Regions from separate parts of the Mus musculus genome. Here regions 2 and 3 are each linked to region 1. A link is a loop called in an ENCODE intact Hi-C map of the cell type or tissue named here. Cell type or tissue: left cerebral cortex. All regions are shown on one strand.

Region 1 (8,000 bases):
TGAAGGTTCTCACACACACAAGGATATTTGAGATGTAAATGTTAATTACTACAGTGTAATCATCAGGAATGGTATGTAAACATATTAAATTATGGACTTATGAACATGCCAATTAAAATTTTTAATTGAAAAGACAAATAAATGATTAACAAATATTCCATTATAAAAATAACTGATTTAAATATAACAGTGAAAGCAGCTCATTTTCAAGCTTGTGGGATTTGCTGAGAATGATACTCAAAGGGAATTTTATGGCTCATAGTAAAGAAAATAAAAAATGAGCAAATAGATAAATGAAAAATAGAGGAAGCTCAATGAAAGTAGAAGGAAACAAGAGGGAGATAGAAATGAAACAAAATTCAGTAGAAAAGATAAAAGAAAAACTACTCTGAGAGAACACAAACTTAGACTGACGAAAAGCAAATGTTAGAATAAACACGGGCTTTCTTCAAACAGAGGCCGGCCTAGCTCCTCCTCCTCCCACTCTCCTTGCTACAGGATGATCTCTATTCGCACGATAAAACGACGAGGTTTTATTTTTAAAGGAGAAAAAATGTTAGGAATCATAAGGAGACATTACTATAATTTTAGTCATGAGTTCAAATCAACAACCCAAAACAACGTATAAAAATAATGAATATCATAACCAGAATAAGTTTATCCCAAGAATGCAAGATACTTATTTTCAACTAATTTTAGAGAACCCATAGATGCATTAAGGTAATATGTGGAACAAACACATACGCATCTCAGCATTTTCAGAAAAAGGGTTCTATGGTCATTCATGATGGATCCAAGCCTAAGTGTGATTTCTGTAAAGCATAAGAAAAACTGCTGACGACATCCACATCAAGGAGATGGTACCAGCAGGATTCTTATCAGGAACACTCAAGGACCCCTGCACTGCCTCTTCTAGTCACTCAACATTACAGCAGAAGTTCCAGTCAGAACAAAAGAAAAAATAAAGCAAGAAATAAATCTGTCTTTGGAGAAATAATTATCTAAAATGTAAAATGAAGCTAATATTTAGATAAACTACAAGAAGCCAGGTTAGGCAAGCTATGGTTAGAGGACCACTACCCTCGAATCAACGTTATGTTTACAAACTAGCAAACAAAGCGTTATGTTTACAAACTAGCAAACAAAGCCATCTTCAGAGACGCATGTGCCAGAGGGAAACTGAAGCAGGGCAGCAGGAGCAGCTCCAAGAAGACTTACGTAAAACCACTATGGAGAAGATACAAAATTTACTAAACCATATTTTTAATATTTAAGAAGACCTAAGTGAAGTAATGTATGCAGGTCCCCAGACTGCATCATCTGGTGCACTGCGTGCATTATCAGATGTTCTAGACAAATCCTAACGACAGAGACAGGGAAAGAGACAATGAGGAAGGGGAGAAGAGATATCTACATCTTGCGACCACCACGACGTCAAACAGCAACACACCAAGGGTGATCATTCACATTTGGTTTCTGACATTACCTCTTCATCATTGGGGTCTACTGTGGTCTCGTCGTAAACGCGCTGGTTGTCAATGGTCTTGGGAACAGGCTTTGGTGGAGCCTAAGTAAGAGGGGAAACACCGAGTGTTAGAAGCAGTTTATATTAACAACTTCACATTCCTGTGGGGAAACAAGACATTCTTCAAATAACCTCAGAACAACCTGTCCTTATTTCCATCCACAACCACTGTTACTAAATCCTAGGAATAGAGTGGGGGCAATGACACTACCCCTTAACAATCTGAGAAGACATACGTGGTAAATACAGAATGAAGTGACTTAAAACTAAGACAGGAATCACAAAAATTATCCCTGTCTAAAATAATATCTAACAGTAAAGGGAGTCAGCAGAATGGAAATAAAAAAAGTTTAGTTAGTTGCAAATCCAGGTGACTGTTTCTGTACTTCCCGCGATCTCCTCAGAAACGTGGCAAGTCTATCCAGCGACCCAGTAATTCTGTTTGGGGTTAATTTATGGAAAGAAATAAATTGTCTATGTGGTGGCCATTTGTAATGGAAACAAACATCAAGATAACACCCTGCATACCACATGACCAGATAATGCAGAATTATCATGCCGCCGAGTTTATGGTATCAACATACTTGCAAGGAGTACAGCAGAACTAGGAGAACACACAGATGCCACACAGTGACCTGAAGGAACGGTGAACTGAGGTGCTACTCAGGATGGGCGATGTGGATGTGTGTAAGGTGTGCAGTTGTGGAAGTTGGTTCTCTCCTTCCACCCAGTGGGCTCTAGAATTACACTCAGCTGGCCAAGCTTGGCAGCAAGTGCCTTTACCTTACCGAGTTCTCTTGCTGACTCTTATGTAATCTTTAAAGATAATTCCAGGAAGTCATCTTTCAGTCCAAAATCTGACTTTTTGTGTTCAGTTAGGCAGGGTGTGGTATATACCAGCTGAAAGCCTACATACACCCCAACCCAGGGCCAGCGATGTGTTAAAGGCCGGCCTGCACATGAATTTGCTGCAATCCGATGATAAGATTATATGATGTATTAGAATGCTGAAGGTCAAAATAATCTAATATTGATGACTTTAGATGTTTTAAACTGATCCTATTTGGACAGTGCATGAAAAGTAGTATGCTTAGTCTGTACACAGCCTGAATATGTTTATCTTTCTCAGAAATCCTATTCTCACTTGGTATTTATAGGTGGTAAAGGGGAGGAGAACCATAGGCTTTAAAAATCTTACACGCTAAATTATGAATTAAGCATATTTGTAAAAATTTTAAAAAACGAAAACTTTCGTCTTGTAACAATGCAGGAATATTTAGTAGTTCTTTTAGCTTCAAGTCACAAGAGTTAAACCCCAAGCCTAAAGTGGGAGTTCCCAGTTCCAACAGCAGGGAGAGCTTTCCCTGCCTCCTGAGCACACCGCGCTTACCACCTGCACACAAAGCACCTAGGAAGGCACAGCTCAGGGAAGTCCAGCAACTCCATCTGAGCGAGCTACTGAGAATAGGGGACGAGTTGTCACCACTATTTGCTAAGTTGGGTACAGAGTACAAAGGGATTTAGTACATTATTTTTATACATCTGAAATGTCTTAGAAGAAACCAACACAGTATCAGGAAATACTTCATAAGACAAAATACAAGGCTATAAACCTTACTTACCTTATCGCCAAGAGCCTCTCTCTCCTTTTTAAGTTTTTTCTTAGCTGCCAACTTTTCCTTTGAGATAAAAGCAAACAATATTGAGAAACCAGTAGTTATTTCATAAACTCATACTGAAACTACAAGTCAGCTCTGAGAAATTACTATAACCTTTTAAAATAAGCACATGAAACTTTTTAAAGGTCTGCTTAGATAGCCCAGGCTTGCTTCTGACTGACCATCCTCCTGCCTCAGACTCCTTAGTGTTTTAGATTACAGGTGCATACTCCCACTCACAACTAGACTTATCGATTTTTCTTTAATAGCTAAAATATTGAACTACAAATGGGCAGGCTAATCAAGAAGATTCATTTGACAAAGAGCTTGCTCTTTGTTTTGCTTCCATCAAATCAACATTAAGTCTGAACATTTAAACTTTCAGTAACTTTAATTTTTTACTATAATACTTCCAATTAATTAAACGTATGAATGAACAAGTACATTTTCCCCTAGTGGATGCGTTCTAAAGATTATGGGTATAATGGTTACTTCTCTTGAAAAGCACTGAAAATAGACAGAAATGGGAGATGAGTTCTCAGGACATTTCCAATAAGGTCACCACTAGTTATTCTTATAGGTTATAACCAAAACTACCTATTAAGGTCAATAGGAAGTTGCAAACATGTTCAGTTGTTACTTAGTATACACTATAATCTCCTGAATCTAGACAAAATGTCTGACACATTCTGTAGTGCCTACTGATCTTCAGTCCAAAAAAAAAAGGCTTTTAGGACATTCCTCCCTCAAAATTGCAAATCAAGCCCGGCGGTGGTGACGCACGCCTTTAATCCCAGCACTTGGGAGGCAAAGGCAGGCAGATTTCTGAGTTCGAGGTCTGGTCTACAAAGTGAGTTCCAGGACAGCCAGGGCTACACAGAGAAACCCTGTCTTGAAAAAAACAAAAAAACAAAAACCAAAAAACCTCCACAACTGACTGTTCTTCCACAAGTCCTCAGTTCATTCCCAGCAACCACATGGTGGCTCACAAACATCTGTAATGGGATCTGATGCCCTCTTCTGGTGTGTCTGAAGACAGCTACAGTGCACTCATATAAATAAATCTTTAAAAAATAAATAAATAAATAAAAAGAACTCCAGTAGCGACCTAGCACTTACGAAAAGATCCAGCCAAGGTCCTCCAGTAAGAGAACACAAATATAAAATCATGTGTTAGTTGCTGTGTATGCTGTAATAGGGAATTTTTAAAATTGTAATTTAGACACAAATGAGCCTCATGATCCTGGGCAAGGCTTACTTACAAGTCTGTCTAGTTTTCAGTGCGAGCACAAGGCGGAAGAGAGCAAACACAGCTATGACAGACACTTCACAGTGCTGAAACTTCACCAATGGTTCCTTGAAAGAGTCTGGGGCCACGTTTAGGACCTGGAGTTTACCACCAACGCTAGGCAGGCGGGATGCGCAAAGGCAGGGGGCGGACCCTCTGCCATCTCCGGCCAGAGGCTGGATCGTCGGTTCCAAATCCCTCGGCTTCCCAGAGAGTGCAACCCACGGAGCAGGCAAGGGCCGGATTCCCCTACGCCAAGCTCATCCGGCAAAAGGCTGACGCTGGGGACCCCGTAGCCAAGCGAGGGGCTGGGGGCGCGCCTCCGGCCCCGCCCCTTCAACCCCGCGCGCCCCCGGCCCCGCCCCTTCAACCCCGCGCGCGCACGTCGCCCCCCCCCCAGCCCCGCGCGCTCCCGGCCCCGCCCCTGCGCTCGTGCCCCGCCAACCCCGCGCGCGTACCTTCCGCTGCTGCTGTTTCCACCGCGTGAACATCAAGTGTCGCCGCTGCTTGTTCTTAATCTCCGAGATACTGAAGCCCGGGGGGAAGGCGGCCGCTTTCGCGGGCTGCACCCCGCTCTCCGCCGTCCCATCGCTCGCGGCCGCAGCCTCTTGAGGCTCTTCAGCGGCAGCTTTCCTCTTCAAGCCTCGCTTGCCGCCACCAACACTTTTCTCGCCGGCCTTCGCCATGTTGTTTACGGCTGTACGGAAACGGAAGTGCTCTCTGTCTTTGACCCGGGTCATACGGTTTTACTTCCGGGGCCGCCAAGTTCCGGAACTAGCGCTTTGCTTTATGGATTAGCTATGTAAGAAAGTGCCAAGGCTGGACGCTGGTGGTGGCGCACGCCTTTAATCCCAGCACTAGGGAGGCAGAGACGGGCGGATTTCTGAGTTCGAGGCCAGCCTGGTCTACAGCCTGAGATCCAGGACAGCCAGGGCTACACAGAGAAACCCTGTCTCGAACTCCCCTCCCCCCAAGAAAGAAAGAAAGTGTCAAAATTCAGAGTTCGTTCCCGACTGTACATTATTTCTAATAGAACAATTTCTAAACAGAACAAGATTAAAAAGAGAGCAAAGAAGCATCACACTTCCAACGTTCTCACTGGTCTCAGACTTAATGCTTATGCAGCAATGCAGGAAAATCCTTTCATCTGAGATAAACTGATAACGCCTACCAGACAATGGAAACGGCCAGCTGCGAGGCCCCTTAGCAGCAGCAAACTAGTCTACCACTCAAACACCACAGACACCAGAAGTCAGACGAAAATTTAGGAGAGAAGAAGAGGCTTGAAGTTGAATAGATTCTGTGAGGGTTTTGTAAAGACGCTGTGTTTTGTGTAAGATGTAGTCCTCTTGGTGGATTTTGAGGGAGAAAATGATCAGGCATTTTGCTTTATTTTTAAGGCGCTACGGCCCTGACTCAGGCTTTGTAGATGCTAAGTGAGTGGTTGTCATAAAGCTGAATTTACAGTCTCCTTGATTTACACATAAAAAACAATACTCATAATAATTATTTAAGGGGACTGGGAAGATGGCTCAGTGATTAAGAGTACTGACTGATCTTCCAGAGATCCTGAGCTTAATTCCCAGCATCCACATGGTGGCTCACAACCATCTGTAATGGGATCTGATGCTTTCTTCTGGTGTATCTGAAGACAGCTACAATGTATTCATATACATTAAATAATTCTTTTTTTTTTTTTTTTTTTTTTTTTTTTGGTTTTTCAAGACAGGGTTTCTCTGTGTAGCTCTGGCTGTCCTGGCACTCACTTTGTAGACCAGGCTGGCCTCGGACTCAGAAATCCGCCTGCCTCTGCCTCCCGAGTGCTGGGATTAAAGGCGTGCGCCACCACGCCCGGCTACATTAAATAATTCTTAAAAGTTATTTATTATTATTTAAGAAGAAACTAAGGGAAGATGGGTGGAGTGAGAAATGTTAATGAATTGAACAAAGGTAGTATTCGCACAGCTCTCACCTTAGAGAAAAATGAGACAGTTTATTCTGGAGCCAAATATGAGTGGCCTGGAAACATAGGTTCAGGCATCCCAAAATTCCCTTTTCCAAGGTAGAAGCAGGTTCCTAAAGCCTTTTTTATAGTCATAGAACAAAAACTCGTAAACCAAGACACTTTCCAAGTCTGTTGTTGGAGCCACTAAGTAGGCAGTTACTTCATAGTGAGAAATCTCAGCTACAGGTCTCCAGTCACCACGGAGCTGAAACCAATCCTATTGGTTAGTGATGTAACTGTTGTTAAGTTGTAGCAGAACATAATTTATGTTTGTGGCAATGCTGGTGTAAATCCACCATGATGACAGTCATATAAAATTACAACATTACGATTATGATACTATTCATTCCTTGACAACACTAAAAACAACAACAACAACAACAAACCTTGTATGTTAACTGGCAGATGTAATAGTGCTGGCTTAAATATTTGCTTTCCTACACTTTTAATTTTTAGATTGTATTCCCATTTCCATTTTTGTTTCTGTAAAACAGTGTGCCATGTTACACCTGTACAACTCATATGTCTCCTGTTTTATCATATCTCTTGATTAAATCAAAATACCATGCTGAGTGATTACCATATGCCACCAATATTTGTGTAAGTACACACTATGCTGTGTACACATTGATAAAATTGTGTAGTTAAAACATTCCCCAGAATGTATATATATCCATTACCAAGTAGTCCTAGTACTTGGAAATCCATCAATGAGAATATATTTTCTCTAAGATTTAACCTATACATTGTGATCAGACAAGAGACACAAACATTTTAAATGTAAGGTAATAAACAATAATATTTAGTTTATGCTAATTATCTCGGGTCTTAGAATACTCTTAAAAGTTATTGAAAACTTTATGTGGTTATAACTGTCAAAACAAGCAAAAATGTAAATTAGGGCTTATAATGCTTGCATATATTTACGTATAGTAGCAATAAAATCATTATTTAAGAATTTATATACATTATGAAAATGACTGCATTTTGTAGCACAAAAAACAATTGCAAAGAGTCATATTGTTTTATGGACTTTTAGCTGGATTAAAGCTATTTTTGCGTAGAGTCTTTATTGATAGGAAATCTTTGTTGAAATACATGAAGAAAATCTAGCCTTAATTTTGCAACTAGTTGAGAAAGGAATATCTAAGAGATATTTCAGACAATTATTGATATTTGGTACTGCATCAAAAATTGGCAAGTGGCAAGCTTTTTAAAGGTAACTTGTCATGACAGCTGGGTATAGTGAAGCCCAACTTTAATCCCAGAACTTGGGAGGCAGAGATGGGTGGGTCCCTGTGAATTCAAGGCCCGTCTGATCTATACAGTGAGTTCCAGGCTACCCAGTGATATATAGTAGTACTCTGTCTCTAAAACACCCTAAAATTCCATAAATTATATCAATGACCTTTTAATAGTCTGTTACATACATTAAAATGTATTGCTCTTGCCTTTTACCTATGTGTGCTATGTAGCTGCATTTACTGATCATTTGAAAGATATTGGTTAACTGTATCTTTCAAA
Region 2 (8,000 bases), 250 kb after region 1:
CAGTGCTGTGGTTACAGGCTCATGAAGCCATGCTGAGCTTTTATGTGGGTCTTGGATCTTAGCTCAGGCCCTCATGCTTGCACACACTCTTTCTCATGGAGCCACCTCCCAGGCTATACACATTAAGTCTGATCTTACCCATTACCTTCATGAGGCTGGCTCTTTACCTCATTCATTTACTTTCCTACAATGAGCAGTATACACTCCCCTGATCTAATTCAGCTTGCCTGTTATCTTGCAAGCACCACATGAATTTTCTCATCATATTTCCTTATCATAATATTATGCTTCTTTTCTATTTTATTTTCAGCCCCTTTTTTCATCCCAGCCTTGTTCTTATTAAAAGATTCACTTTATTTATGAATGTGTATGCAAATGCCTATGTGTATGTGTGCATATACATGCACATAAGTGTGCTGGTGCCATGGATCTTTGGGAGTTGGAATTACAGACGATTGTATGCTGGCACTTGAATTCAGGTCCTTACGACTGAGCAGAAAAGGCTTATAACTGCTGAGCCATGTCTCCAGTCCCTTCAGGATTATTTCCTCTGTCTTATTTCATAGATTTTATGTTCACTCAAAACATTGAAGAATTAATTTAGATGCTATCTGTAGTTTTTTAAACACATATTTCTGAATATAAGTTCATTCTTTTCCTATTGAAGGCTGTGATTTTATCCTTTAATCATGTGTAACCCTTTTTATAGGCTCCACTTTCCTTTCTTTTCTTTTTTTGCTTATTTATCCACAAACAATGGGAAGGTTTTAAAATCTTTACACACGATCTAAAACAACATAGTGTATTTTTCTTTGGATCTCTCATTTTCTATATAGGTGCTATTAAAATTAAGTTCTGGATATTTTTCTCTGTATACGCATATGTATGTGTATTAATTAAATAATCCAGCAACTTTCAGAAATGTGGTTGTAGAGGTTGGGGAGATGTTCAGCAGTCAAGAGTCCTGGCTGCTCCTGCAGAGGACCCAGGCTCAGTTCTCAGCACCCACATGGAGGTTCACAAGCATCTGAAGCTCCATTTCCTGAGGGAGATCTGATGTCTGGTCGCTGTAGTCACATACATGCAAGCAGGCAAAACACTCAGACTCATTAACAACAACAAAGAAATGTGCAAGTGTCTAGGATCACAAGGAACTTGCTGGTATTGGTGCCAGCACAGCAAGGGAGAGCCCTGTTGTATCCAGAAAACAAAGGCCATCCTTTCAATTTGCCATGACCTAATGAATTCCTGGCTGTCCCAACAGGGCTAGGAGGAGCACAGAAGCAACAGGCAGTGTTGTCCTGCACTCATTTCCTCACAAGCTTCATCCCAGGAAATCAGTGAGGATGAAATGGTTGCTTCTCTTACTGGAAGGCAAGTAATCCAGAGCACAATCCGCTCTAGAACAGTCCTCATCGGACAGAGGTCCGTCCTCACTGGGGGCAAAAGCAGCGCTTTCAGTGTTCGGCTCATGTGTTCTCGGTCAGACAGAGGAGAGGGCGTGAACCAGCTGCTCACTCCTGCTTAGGTCCACACACTTCCGAGAACCATTACTTAGTGCTTTTTCTTCACACTGACGCTCAGTGAGCTGCACCAGGAAGCAGGCTCCCCGAGCAGCCTAGAATTTGTACATATCTGCAGTGTGTCACATGATGTTTCCATAAGTGGATGTCCTGTGTGATGTGCAAATCAGAGTGAGCGGATCTGTCTCCTCCTGCCTATTTTTGCAGTGAGATCATAAGAAATCTTCTTCCACTGAAACAACAGAATGCAAAATCATCCTCTCTAGTCACCCCACCGTGTACAGAAGACCCGCTCTTGCTCCCCTTATCAGCTGTAACAAAGGACCTGTTGACTGGTGTTTCTTCTCCACAGCTTGCTGGCTCCGGTTTTCCGAATAGGAATTGGTATGTGAACCAGGAGTGCACAGTAACTCAATGTGTCAGATGACTCAGCTCCATCTTACACAAACAGCACTGCAACCTGCTACATGCTGTGATGATAGAACACCAGGCACAGAGAAAATAATGAAATCACGTGGTCTCAGAAAGAAAAGTGGAGAAAGGTGTTTTAATTCCAGGCTCCTTCACCAGTGCCAGTGCTGGTCCTTGTCAAAGCTTAGCTCTTCCTTTGCCTCGGAAGGCAACAGCACCTATCGCTGTGCATGCTGTGCCATGTCGTCTAGTCGGAGGGCCGTATGGAACCCAGATGAATTTGGGGAGAACTCCTTTACAATGTTTTCACAAAACTTGCTTAACAAGAGAAAATCCTCACCAAATGAAAGCAACTTACAAGGGGGCAGCCAAGGCTCTTCTTCCATTTACAAGCAATCTTTCGATGCCAGAGAGGAAAGAGCAGATGAGAACAATTAAAGTCCTCAAGGGATAGCTTTCACTTAAGATCCAGAGACTCACAGGCAAATATATAATCCGCTTTTGTGCTTTGAAAGTATAGCAACATCACCTTCAGAGTTTGTAATGGAGATACTGAAAGCTATTATTGTTTGTGTGATTTCTACAAGGAATATAACTATGGGAGGTCATTACTCATACATGACGCACAGGTGGATCTCCCCTAACTTGCTAAGGAGCTTAATCTTTAGATTCCAGATTTGCAATTCCAGAATTGCAAGTTTCACACTGTATTAAGAAATGGACTTATTTCAATTTAAAACTCAGTATGAAAAGTCATCTGAAGAGGCAGAAACATGAAGCCAGTCAGTGTAAGGCCGCTGAAAAGAGACTGATGCCCAGTTCTAAAGGCCTTCCTAGTGTTATTGGGCCTAGAGAAAACTCCTGATGTACAGTCAATGGAACTAAATGAGCATATACACAACCAGGGTGACAAGTTACAAACAACCCTAGATTCTTGCTTTTCTTCTCATGCGGGTTATGGAGTCACTAAGAGAAGCGAGGACCAGAGATAAAGGGACAGATGTTAAGGGAGAAAGACGAAGCTGACTCTTGTAATGGATGTCTCAGGTAGTGACTGAGGCGTGGGCAGGAATGAGATCACTCAGACAATGCAGCGCTGAGAGGGCCAAGAGCAGATAGATTCTCACAGAAGAAGAACATAGAATTACCAGGAAGGAAAAAAGAAAGCTTTCCAGCAATTTCCACATAAACATAGCTGTATGCACCACATAGAGAAACTCATCATAATTTTAGACTCAGATAAAACGGCCCAATATTTGATTATTTTTATTAATGAAGCCACACTTATAATTTCCCATACTTTAAATGGCTAGAGCACTCAAGTCACAGCAGGAATGAATTTATTTAGGACTGAACCTCCTTGGAGAAGCCAATGTCTACTTGTTACCAGCACACGTGTGTGGTAGAAAGGGCTGTCGGGAGGCAACTATGACCAAGCACACAAACCTTTCCGCCATAGCTCAGGACGAGAAAGGAACAGCAGCGATGTCCCCCACTCAAACACCAGCTGGCCAGATCCAACAGCACCACTGTGGCTGGTAAAGATTCTAAGGCTATGTGCAAACTTTTAAAGGAAACATAGCTTTATCCAAATAAATGAATAGCATGATAACCAGCTTTCATATCTGCAGAATTCTAAGAAATGTCAACACATTGATTTCACACTATCAGCCCAAATTTCAAGGACTAAATCAGAAAATCTACTCTGGAAACAAGAACGTAATCGTCCAGGCAATTCTTCACATTTTCATGTAAGACAACTCCTTGTGTATCAAACGCCACTCTGTAACATGAAGGTAATTTTAGATTGCAGCAGGATAAAGAGCATTTCCTCCCTTTAATGAAGCCATCTCTACTTATGACGACAAGGTTCTTTGGCTTTGAATGCCTTCACTATACCATTAAAAAAACTTTCTGATCCAGAAGCCAATCCTACATGTCTTAGGCAAGAACCCTGTCATCACAGGGCCACATAATGCTCCCCCTATAAGGGACACCTGGACCAGCCCTTTCCGGCTCAGCAGAGATGCTAATGAGTGATGCTCTGAGCAAACACTCTCTCTGACAACAGTGTGTCTATTTTTAGCTGCAGGTTTGCTTGAAGTGAACAGCTCCTGCCCTATGGTAAGCTGCAGTACACACTATGGCAGATTTTCTCGGAAAAAAAAATAAAAATAAAAGCACTTTTGAACATCCTAAGAAAAATAAACAGTCATAGCAAAAGATAAATTTTTCACAAGCGATTTAGTTTCATAAATCATTTTCCCAAACTAATTTTAACAAAGCCTCCAAAGCCAAAACATACATATTTATTTCATCCTTAATTCACTATTTTAAACTACTTACAATTAAAAGCAACCCTCAAAAAAAAATCAATACAATTTTGGCAGCATCTTATTTTCAGAATTAGTATTTAAAAAATAGTGCCCAAAAGAACCTAACAAAAAATAGTATTTGGATGACAAAAGTAATTAAAGTTATGTTAAATATGGATATCTTGAACACCAAATACTAAAATAAAAACCTCCTTTGCAGTATATAGGTATTCTCCTTATCTTTACAATACAGAAAACAAGAGCAGTTCTAGTGAACAGAGATCAACCATAGAGACAATCAGAGCTGGCATGCTGGAGCTGTCAGCACTGGCTGTTTACAGCTCCTAATGGCTCTCCCGGGCTCTTTACAATAATGCCTACTTTAAAAGCATCAACACAAAGGTCATTACCACAGCTCTGGCTTTAATAACCTTGTCTACAAAATATTTTTCCTTGTACAACTAAATATTTTTTAAAAATATATAGTTGAAAAGTCTCCGAGACCAACTCACCATTCATGATGACAGGCAATGTCTCCAGAGCATATTGCTCAGAACAACAGCCCGACTGCAAAGGGAGTTATGCTAATCTCTGGAGGCAGCGATGGTGTAAACACATACGCTGGAGCAGGCAGCCGAAAACCAAGAGCTCTCTTTTGTTTTAAAAGAAAAGCCCCCAAAGCAACGCCCAAATGCCCAGTAGGAGGTACTACTAGATAAGAGAATAATGCCAAAGATGTTTTATGTAACGAGGTTTAGCTTTTTTTTCCCCAGCTAGCTATCCTAGCTTCCTTCATATACCTCCAGAATAACTCAAAATGGCAGAGAGAAAATGCAAACCAGGATGTATACGATATTCTCAATCCTATCAGCATGAGCTGTTACCACGGCAACATTAGACCAGCATTATCAGTTTCCTTCTAACCAAGAGGTAGCTTTCCTGAAGCTTTAACCAACTAAAGCAAATAAACTACCTTTTTATTTTAGGGTAGCGTGATGTCCACATTACGACATTCTCTCCATGTAAGCACTGAGCTACCCTCTTCCCACACCGCTCAAGCCTATCTTTAAATGCTGTTTGCTTCACATACTCACACAAGCCCATGTTGGATCCAGCGAGGAACGACAGCAGAGTGATTGCGCCTAAATGCCTTTCATTACAGCAGCTCCTACTGCTGCGGACCTCACGGAGACTCAAGTGCTGTGTGCTGTTGCTAGTGACTATTGGCGATGAATCTTATTGCCCAGATCGCTGACAGCTTTCATTTTTCACGAGCCAAAAGCTATACTGCGGCACAAATGTTAACTATTTAAACATTCTGTACCATGGGGTAATGTTATCTAAATCTTCTTTTATAAAGGAAAATCAGGGAATAGCACTTGTAAATTTCCATTAAATTCAGCATTGAGTATCTGATATTACCAAGATATTATTTTTAAAAGACCACACACAACAAATTTACTAGTAACCATTATCCAAGAGTGACATTCCTCTCATGATACAGTACTCTGAGGACAGACTGTACGGCAAGGTGGGTAGGCTGGGTGGCATGATGAGCAGGGTGTTCTAATCTCAGAGACCTCTGATTTGCAGCACTGGTAAGAGGAAGGGACTAGAGAACTGGGGCTGAGGCAGAACTTCAGCAGGTGAATCTGCACCTTTAAAGCTGCCAGAAAAGGCGGCACTTGTGATGAACAGTCAGTCAGCAAACCTCCCCAAGAAACAACAGAGCTGGACAGGGGTGCAGGAAAGGACCTGCACTGCTCTGGTACAGGCCCATTACAGACAAGCTGGGAAGCATTTTAGGAGGCAGTACTGGACTCTGGGTAAAAATACTCAAGTCTGAGGTGTTCTTGTCTGCTCAGATCCCTCCAGCTTGGTCTGGAAGGCTTAGCAGTGACACCATCAGAGACCCAAACTCTACACTGTAAAAAAAAAAAAAAAAAAAAAAAAAAAAAAGTGAAGTGGAAGGAATCAGGAATACTGCCCAGCTCCAGTAGCCGAATGTCCAAGCAGAGGCAGGCAGCACTGATGGTCTAGACAGAGCTTTAGCAAGGAAATGGCTGCACAGGGCATTATGAGCCCCATTTGAGATCCAAAATTTAAAACTGTTATGGACCAAATGTGTACTTCCTGATCACGTGGCCCACCAGCATGATTTCAGATAGCATACAACACTGAGTTCTGGGACTCAGGGTAACATCAAATCAGAATTGAGAGATGTGCAGCACATACCATGAAGGACATTCAATCTACAAACTGGACTAAAGATGCTGAACATGAAATGAAAACATAAGTCCTTGGAGGAAAAAGATTAAATAGAATACAGAGTTACTACAAATACCTTATTTTAAGCCCCTGATTTTTGTCCAAACATACATCATTCACGATGAGAATAACAAGCAGGAATGGCATTTATGTACAGCTAAAAAGTATTTGCAACTGGCTAGTGAAATGTTAGATGAAATAAAAGGGAACTGTTTAAGGACTTGATGAGAATGATACAGATGGAAATGTCAGTACAGAAAAGAAAAATATGAAAAAACAAAAAGTAGAGATCTGACAAATTAATAGAAAAACTTAAACTCACTCTAATACTAACACCCCATTTCAGAAGGAAAATGGCCCTAACCCTGTAAATGTGAGCTGAAGATAGATGAGTAACTATGAAGAACAAACTCCAAGGAAAGTACAAGTCTCACACAGGCATCCAATCTGAGGGCTCAACATACATCTAAGAGGAAACAAGAGGAAAGAGGAAACGTTTAAAAGAACAGTGACTGACAATGTCCTACTGAAAGAAGAGCCCCCAGTCTACAAGGCAGGTGAAGCTAGCAGTTAAGCTAATGCTAGCTGGGGCAAACACAAAGACACCTACACCTAGACACTTCAAATTCAAGTTACTGAACAATAAAGACAAAGGAAGAAATCTTAATTTGTAGCAAGAGAAAAACCAGTACTAATGTACAAAGGAAAAACAATTCAATTGAGTGCTAACTTCGCAAGTAGAACTAAGAGTGGCCAGAAGACAGTGAAATGATATTTTGAAATGCTAGAAGAAACAAGAAACAAAACTGCCCAGTAATAACTGTACATCCAGGAAAACGATCGCCCACAAACGTAAAATTCCAGGAGAAATTATAATAGAGAACATGTGTTTTAAGTACAAATGCACAGTGGAGTTTTCAGACGACAACGAAATGCCATTAAAGGGTAAGCTGACAGGAAGGGACAAAGAATACCAAAAAAGCAAACTAAAGAGGAAACATGTATGTGCACCTACATGCATATATACACATATAATGGTTATACACAGTCTTATATATGTGGCTGTGTATGTGGTGGTATCAAACCTTAAACTGCTAGGTAAGAGTTCAAAATGTACAGATGCAATATAGATGAAAATAATAATAATCAAATTTAGATAAGACATTTATTGGTTCAAAGAAGTTCTATTTAACTAGAGAATTATGTCAATCATATCCTAAAATAGATTGTTATCAGATAAAGTCATTAAAAACCAAAGGCACCTACTAAGAAAAATATTTTAACACAGCTATAACAGAATGGACCCTGCCCAAAAAACAAGCAACAACAGCTCTCACTGACTTCCACTTATGCACCTGAGTTCCTCCTTTCATGCCCAGTCAGTCAACGTGCTTATTGCAAGAGTGGTAACACAGCCCACATGAAGGTGCGTGATGAACACAACACTAGGGGATTAAGTCACACACAAGAGAAAACGATGCAG
Region 3 (8,000 bases), 400 kb after region 1:
CAGAAGGTGTAGCCCAGATTAAAGGTGTGTTCCACCACACCTTTAATCCCAGATGAAAGGAGTAGCCCAGATTAAAGGTGTGTTCCTTAAACTCGGAGATTCAATCTTCTGGAATCCATAGCCACTATGGCTCAAGATCTTCAAACCAAGATCCAGATAAGGATCTCCAAGCCTCCAGATAAGGGTCACTGGTGAGCCTTCCAATTCCGGATTGTAGTTCATTCCAAATATTGTCAAGTTGACAACCAGGAATAGCCACTACAGGTGCATACTGTGATGTCTGACCCAGAGAGTCAAGGTCTTTGCTGTCGTTCTCAGACAGAAGGAGTTAAGAAGCCAATGTAAGCAGAAGCCAGGAAAATCACTTGCTTTCCCTAGTCCATGGTGTGGTTCCTCTTGGAAAAAATACTTGTTTTTATTTTATGTGTATGAGTATTTTGCCTGAACGTGTGTGTGTGTGTGTGTGTGTGTGTGTGTGTGTGTGTGTGTGTGTGAGAGAGAGAGAGAGAGAGAGAGAGAGAGAGAGTATGTATGTATACTGTATGTGGCTGGTGCCTGTGGAGGATGAAAGAGAGCATTGGATCCCCTGGACCTGGAGTTAGATGATTGTGAGCTGCTGTGTGCTTTCTGGGAACTGATAGCTGGGATGTATTCTGTTCTCAGGGAAACCTTTATGGAGTACAAGCCAGTGCCATGAATAAAGGCTATTTGGGGAATGCTGCACCCTCCCTCAAATTTTTCTTCCTTGTAATTCTTCTCCATTTGTACAGAACTAGCTTATGCTCCCTTTTCTTCTTCTTTGTTTATAAATGCTTTTGAGCATCTCCAATGCCAGGTCCTATTATAGACACTGGGATGGTTAAAAAAAAAAAGAAGTACAAGTGTCTTGTTCAAACAGATAGAAAAGCATCCATTGGTTGCATGCCCTAGGTAGTTAGTAGGATGCATTTCAAGCATGCCTGTGCTTCAAAGATGGTTGTGGAAGTCCTGTCTGGGATGGCATGGGAATCTAAGGGAAGATGCTCCAGGAAGATGGAACAGCACAGAGCCTCAGTGGGAAGAAGTGCCACCAACTAGAGAGACTCAGAGAGTGTGGCAGAGAGATAGGTGGGCAAAGAGCAGAGCTGGGGTTGGGGAATGAGGGCAGAGCAGGATTGGGGGGGGGGGCGGTGCCAAAGAGCGCCATGAAGCCACCAAGGATGCTAGTTTTCCCTAGGTCATTTTTAAAAATGAAACTATGTCCAAAAAAAGCATGCCGATGCCTTTTATCACAATCTCAACAGGAGTTGGTGGTAAAGACTCTGATTGTGGCAGAACCTCACGTCCTGCACGCCTACCGGATGTGCAGACCCGGTCAGCCCCCCGGGAGCGAAAGTGTCTGCTTCGAAGTCCTGGGGTTCGACATCTTGTTGGATAGAAAGCTCAAGCCATGGCTTCTGGAGGTAAGGGGTTCTCTAAGAAATGTCAAAATAAATCAAGCCGTCACAGTCCTTATATGTGTTTAAAACCCATCTGTCATATGTGTACTTGGCACAGGTGTCCCCAGCTTGCTGGCTGGAATGAGGCCTGAATGGAGTATGTGGAAGGGAGTGAATGAAAATTCCAGGGCCAGAACATTCCCAAGGCTGATAGGATTTTCTATCGAATCTCCACTTTACCGTAGAGTGGGCTTGTTGACGCTGAGTTATTGGCTGCTTGGACAGTGGATCTTGTATCTCCTCTGGGTGGGCACTGCCTCTGGCCCCCATCTTTACTGTGTCTTTAAGTACTCCATGGAGAGAGAGGGTTCTGTTGATTCACTCTTCAGTACCCAGTACTTAACACTGCAGGGGACATACATCCTCCCTCACAGCCATCTGATATTTCTGAAAACCGAGTGTCTTTGGGTTTGCTGCCTGTACCCTCTTGTCATTATTAATTTTATTATAAAATGTCACTTAACATATGGAACCATGTACAGAATATACAAACAATCTCTGTTTATGTCCTGCCCAGTCACGTTTATATCTATCTGTGTTACTCCCGAGGCACCTTAGGATCTTTCTTTGTCCAGTTGACCCCCATCCAGATGTTCTCTCTGGGACCCCCAATCTGGCTTCACAGAAGGAGCCTGCCTTCTTGGGGCTACTCCATACTGTTTGTAGCCATCTGTCAGGGAAGCAGCACATATTTGAACTGTGTTTCCAGAAGGAGTTATATTTTAAGGAACCTACTGCCACAGAAGCTAGAATCAACCATGGCCTTTCCTTCCAGAGGTTTGTCCCCCTCTTAGGGTAGCTGTTTGACGTAAGAAATTGCATCATAGTCTCCAGGTTTTTGTAAGCAACCTGAATGAGTGCTATGTGAGATTGTGATTCAAACCGTATTTTGAAGGAAAGTACACATTTTGAATTGGAGTGAGGGAGAGACAGAGAGAAGTATATTCATATATTCTGGGCAAATAGCCTGTGTTGTATGTTCAAGGACATTCATTTTTCTGCTAGCTGGAATTTTAGTCCAGCTTGGACCCTAATAATGAGACCTGTCTGAGTCATTTCGGCTCCTCTGTATCTGCCATTCCTGAATGGAAGAGTCCTTGACTGTGTCTTAGGAAGGGCTGGATTTTTGTTCCCAAGATTGAACACGTTGACCCTGGGACTCATTCCCTGACTATTGCCGACTTTTCCTCTGCGCCTGTCCTGGTCATTTATCCTTGATGGCTAGAAGAACGAAGGCACTCTTATGCTTCACAAAGGAGGAAATGAAAGGATTTCTGGAATAAGAACTTTATAAAATGTGACATAACCTTGGTAAAAAGCCTTTGCCCATAGGAGCTTTGAGTTAGCTAGGTTACAGCTTACTGAACAGCTGGACTCTACAGACTTTTTAAACCTCCTCATAAACATATTTTTACTCCTTATCCTTCATTGTTTATACCTTACTCAGCTCAGAATAGTTAATAACAAAAACCCCGTAGCATTGCTGTCTGTGAGTATAGCGCACGTTTAGATTCTTAAGTGTGCAGTTTGAGAGCTTGCTGCCAATTGACAACGCTGTGGGTCTCACCCGCAGCGTTCAAGACCTTCTGGCGCCACCGTGTGGAGTAAAGTGGAGGGCGTGTCTGAGGAGGAGAACTTCTAGCTGCGTAGAATCTGGGCAATGATCGGCAAACTTAAGACATTTCCAAGCACTGAGAACATTTTCAGGATGGAAAATTGTGTCCAGTGTGTTTTTAGGAATGTTTTCCTAGGGATTGACCCGATCCTTGCAGAAGGGTAGTGCTTCACTATTGAGTTAGGTAGAGAGAAACTAAATTTATATTTTAGGAAGCAATAGAATTCATCAGGAAGATCTTGGGTGGTGAACCGAGGGAGCTGGTGGTTCCTGCATCCTAAGCATACACACATGTGTTGCTATTACTATGTTGGTAATCTCTCTATTATGGGTCTTCCCAACTTACAAGGTAAGTTGCATTTAACTTTCCTAAGACTTGATGGGAAGAGTCAGTGGTTGAAGAGAGTGGTCAGCTTAATGCTGGCAATTAACACTAAGCCTGTGGGTGGAAAAGTAGATGTTTGCTTATGGTTTTCTATAGTTCTTTTCCCTAGGGTAATGGAAAGACAGGTATGGCGGTGAGGTCCAGAGCATCTTCCATAGAGAGCTCAGAGATTCATGACTGGAAATCCCACATACATTTATGAAACACAACTGGATTAGGTGTTGATCTCCAACGTTCAACCGAGCTTATTGTTTTCTCTGTAATTTTCAGATTAATCGAGCCCCAAGCTTTGGAACTGATCAGAAAATCGATTATGATGTTAAAAGGGGGGTTCTGCTAAACGCGCTGAAGCTGCTGAACATCAGGTGAGACATCTTCCCACTCGCCGGGGTCATCCAAACATTAGGTGAAGCTTTCTCCTGCTTGCTAGGGTACCCCAAACATTGGGTGAGCCTTTCCCCCACTTGTGGAACTCCCTCAAACACCAGATGACCCTCTTCCTTGCTTGCTGTGGTTCCCCCAAACATTGGGTGAGCATTATCCGACTCTCTGGGGTCCCTCAAGTACAAGGTGAGCTTTCTCCACATTCACTGGGTCCCACACACATCAGGTGAGTCTTTGCCCCACTGGCTGGGGCTCACCACCTTTGGTACAGATAAGTCACTCATGTGAGAAACTGACTTTGCACTGTGAATCTCTTATATTTTGTATTTTTCATTTCGGCTTTCTTCATGCTATCCTGCAAACCTACGGTGTTTTAAGACACCTTTTCATCTCCCTGTGTCCACTGCGTTTGCTGCCCCACACAGCCCTATGCACCTGTGGTAACTGCATTAAATCACAGTCTTTACCATCAAGTACAAGGTTGGCGTGGTGTTGGTGTGGTAGGAGACCCTCTGACTTACCTTCCTTCTCCTTGGAGAAAAGTTACACACCAGAGCCACTTGGGAAACCTTATAACGGATTTCTGCCTTCATGGGTCTTTCCTCTCTGTCTGGCTTCCATAAAAAGAGAAAAGATGTCATTGCTTCTGAGATGAGCTGGCAGACAGTAGGAAGAAAGATCTGAGGGGAGACATGCCGGGGCAGGGGCGAGCCGCCTGGAGGGCGCAGGGCCATGGAGCCCGGTATTTGTTATGCTATCACACAGGAACGGCTTTGACCCATTCTGATAGGGATTGACTAGAGGAGGCAGGAGGATTGCGGGTTTGAAGCCAGCTTTGGATACACACAGCAAACCTGTGTCCTCAAGGGAAAATGAAAAGAGAGAGAGAGGAAGCTATCTAACCTAGCTGCTCTGTGCTGTGTGCCCGACTGTTGCCTTGGGAAACACAGCTCATGGCACCCGAGACTACAGGGCCCTGAAGATGGACCAGTGATTTTACGCCTTTTTTTTTTTTTTTAAATCAATGATGTCTTGAAAGGTTATGGAATACATTAAGGAATCCTTTTATTTAAAGTATTTGCTAGCAGTTAGCAGTTGCTATTGAGACCTAGTTTTATCTGGGAAAGCAAGACGAGAAAATGACATGACGTCTGGCACCTGGCTTCTGTTGCGGGGCAGAAGGTGCACGTACCTGCATTGTACCCTGTCCGTGACTTTAGATTATGTCAGCGATGCTTTCTACGTGAAATTTTCAAATGTAACAGCGCCACATGTTCAACCCACGGGTGTCCCTGGTGCATCTTTAGCTTTACAAAGGATGATACTGACTCAGAAGTTATCTGTGGATATTCTCGGTCATTTCAGAGGTCAGATCATTTAAGGGGCAAGACATTGCTAACGCTATGAGCATGGAGGTTCTTCCATGCATACCTTCTTGTTCTCCACAGGACGCAACACAGGTTTTAATACTTAGAGCACTCGCGTGCTGCACACCTGGCTTCCCTCTTCCGTGGAGGGCACCACGGCACACGGCACGTGTGTTTCTGAGCTGGTTTTGTGCTGAGCACATCATAGTGACTTAAATCAGGAACCATGGGGACTTCTTGCCTTGTACTCAGTGTTACAGACTTCATTCTCACCCAGGCAGAGCTGCTGTATGACTCCAGAGTGCTCCGTTTTCCCACCTAACTGCCAGAGGGAGCTTTTCTCTCCTTAAGTAATTTGTCTTTCTTCTTAGGAACCCCAAATGGGGTATTGTTAAATACCAGGGCTAAGCTTCTGTGACGAAACTTTATATATAGCTCCTGTATCTTAATCCTTCCCTATGTTCTCCAAGCCGTGCTAGGCTGAAGGTTTTCTCATTATTTTCTCCACATCTCCTGCCCATTCTTGCTCATGGTTTGTCCGCTCCCTACTCGAGGCGGATGCTTTTCCTTGCTGTTTGGAACACAGAGCATCCTCCACTATAAATAACAATCTTTATTTTGACTTGAGTTAATCCTCCCCTCCCTTTCAGAGTCTGCATTGTGCAAGGCTTGTCACATCGTTTCTTCCTCTCTGCTCTGCTCTGTGCTGTCTCTCCTGGGCCTGGTTAACTTCTAATTTGATGCATTCTCCTCACAGTTAGAGCTTTCTCAGATCTTGCTACAGTCGTCTCCCTATGACACGCCTCCATCTCTATCTCCAAGTCCACTCTTCAGCCTGTGTGTTTTTATCTTAAGGAAATTCAGAAGAGCCCGTAGCTCAGGCTGTCGAAGTAGAAGCTCAGGCAGAGGGCGTGGGAACTCACACACTATTTTGAAGCACGAGGCTTGTGATCTTCAGAGAGAACAGGTGTTACGTGAGCCCTGCTCAGGCCCCATGTGTGGAACCAATGAGAACCAATGAGAAACTCCTTCCTCCTGCAATCAGAGAAGACTGAGCTGTGCTATGCTCAAGTTCTCGCACAAAGGTTTTCATCCCCTGGGAGTCTTCTACCACAGTCGTAAAGACTGAGTCCAGAGAGGACAACCACAGTCTCACGAGCCCCCCAGGTCTGAAATATTTGTGAATTAGATTAGGTTAAATGAAATGCTCGTCTTTTCACTTAGGACTAGTTCATGGGCTATAGGTCTGAGCGTTTAATACTATGCTGCTCCCGAGTCGGTCCTCCATGCCTCTCTGGCATTTGTCTGCTGTTCCAGTGTTGATTCCCTGTGCCTCTCTGGCACTTGGCCAGGCTCACTGAGTTTGGCTTTGCACATTCCGCCCTCTCACCTCCTGTTCACTGCTTCCCACCCCCTGCTGTGTCTCATGTCTCTTTCCATTGTGTCAGTTTCACTCATTCTTGTGAATGAATGAGTCCACAAACCGGGTACGTATGAAGTGACAAACAGATCGAGATGGGTTCTGTTGGCTCGGGTCCCGTCTGGAGCTCAGATCCTGCATTTATCATTGTCCACCAACGGTGAATGCTGCTGACGGTGATTGCTGCGTTTTTTTTTTTCCATTTTTATTAGGTATTTAGCTCATTTACATTTCCAATGCTATACCAAAAGTCCCCCATACCCACCCACCCCCACTCCCCTACCCACCCACTCCCCCTTTTTGGCCCTGGCGTTCCCCTGTACTGGGGCATACAAAGTTTACCTGTCCAATGGGCCTCTCTTTCCAGTGATGGCCGATTAGGCCATCTTTTGTTACATATGCAGCTAGAGTCAAGAGCTCCGGGGTACTGGTTAGTTCATAATGTTGTTCCACCTATAGGGTTGCAGATCCCTTTAGCTCCTTGGGTATTTTCTCTAGCTCCTCCATTGGGAGCCCTGTGATCCATCCATTAGCTGACTGTGAGCATCCACTTCTGTGTTTGCTAGGCCCCGGCATAGTCTCACAAGAGATAGCTACATCTGGGTCCTTTCAATAAAATCTTGCTAGGGTATGCAATGGTGTCAGCGTTTGGATGCTGATTATGGGGTGGATCCCTGGATATGGCAGTCTCTACATGGTCCATCCTTTCATCTCAGCTCCAAACTTTATCTCTGTAACTCCTTCCATGGGTGTTTTGTTCCCAATTCTAAGGAGGGGCACAGTGTCCACACTTCAGTCTTCATTCTTCTTGAGTTTCATGTGTTTAGCAAATTGTACCTTATATCTTGGGCATCCTAGGTTTGGGGCTAATATCCACTTATCAGTGAGTACATATTGTGTGAGTTTCTTTGTGAATGTGTTACCTCACTCAGGATGATGCCCTCCAGGTCCATCCATTTGGCTAGGAATTTCATAAATTCATTCTTTTTAATAGCTGAGTAGTACTCCATTGTGTAGATGTACCACATTTTCTGTATCCATTCCTCTGTTGAGGGGCATCTGGGTTCTTTCCAGCTTCTGGCTATTATAAATAAGGCTGCTATGAACATAGTGGAGCATGTGTCCTTCTTACCAGTTGGGGCATCTTCTGGATAAATGCCCAGGAGAGGTATTGCTGGATCCTCCGGTAGTACTATGTCCAATTTTCTGAGGAACCGCCAGACTGATTTCCAGAGTGGTTGTACAAGCCTGCAATCCCACCAACAATGGAGGAGTGTTCCTCTTTCTCCACATCCACGCCAGCATCTGCTGTCACCTGAATTTTTGATCTTAGCCATTCTGACTGGTGTGA

What was found. A loop is a pair of places that touch in the nucleus more often than their neighbours do. Peaks named below come from ENCODE experiments on the same cell type or tissue, not always from the same donor. Only the 100,000 strongest peaks of a DNase experiment are listed, where the experiment ranks them.
Region 2: it touches region 1 in a loop (2.9-fold over the local background); 4 of 42 quality-filtered maps call a loop at or near these places.
Region 3: it touches region 1 in a loop (2.3-fold over the local background); 2 of 42 quality-filtered maps call a loop at or near these places.

Annotation. Positions count from the first base shown.
Region 1 is chr3:146,516,240-146,524,239 of GRCm38, forward strand. It overlaps Rpf1 (ribosome production factor 1 homolog), which reads right to left and starts at 5,184. Exons shown (of 9, transcript NM_027371.3): 1 at 4,930-5,184; 2 at 3,148-3,204; 3 at 1,487-1,567. The coding sequence starts at 5,157. In left cerebral cortex, CTCF peaks have their summits at 2,885 and 4,202 (motif pointing left); DNase peaks (open chromatin) are centred at 2,939, 4,210, 4,539, 5,220 and 1 more place; H3K4me3 peaks cover 1,970 bases; H3K27ac peaks cover 1,556 bases.
Region 2 is chr3:146,765,173-146,773,172 of GRCm38, forward strand. All of the region lies in intron 1 of Prkacb (protein kinase, cAMP dependent, catalytic, beta), which reads right to left. Among named protein-coding and RNA genes, the nearest start is that of Prkacb, 44 kb to the right of the region's middle. In left cerebral cortex, a CTCF peak has its summit at 4,953 (motif pointing right); DNase peaks (open chromatin) are centred at 1,300, 1,724, 1,868, 2,769 and 6 more places; H3K4me3 peaks cover 4,778 bases; H3K27ac peaks cover 5,379 bases.
Region 3 is chr3:146,911,947-146,919,946 of GRCm38, forward strand. Ttll7 (tubulin tyrosine ligase-like family, member 7) reads left to right here. Exons shown (of 21, transcript NM_001357217.1): 9 at 1,284-1,442; 10 at 3,749-3,843. Among named protein-coding and RNA genes, the nearest start is that of Ttll7, 64 kb to the left of the region's middle. In left cerebral cortex, a CTCF peak has its summit at 3,075 (motif pointing left); DNase peaks (open chromatin) are centred at 3,073, 6,118 and 6,608.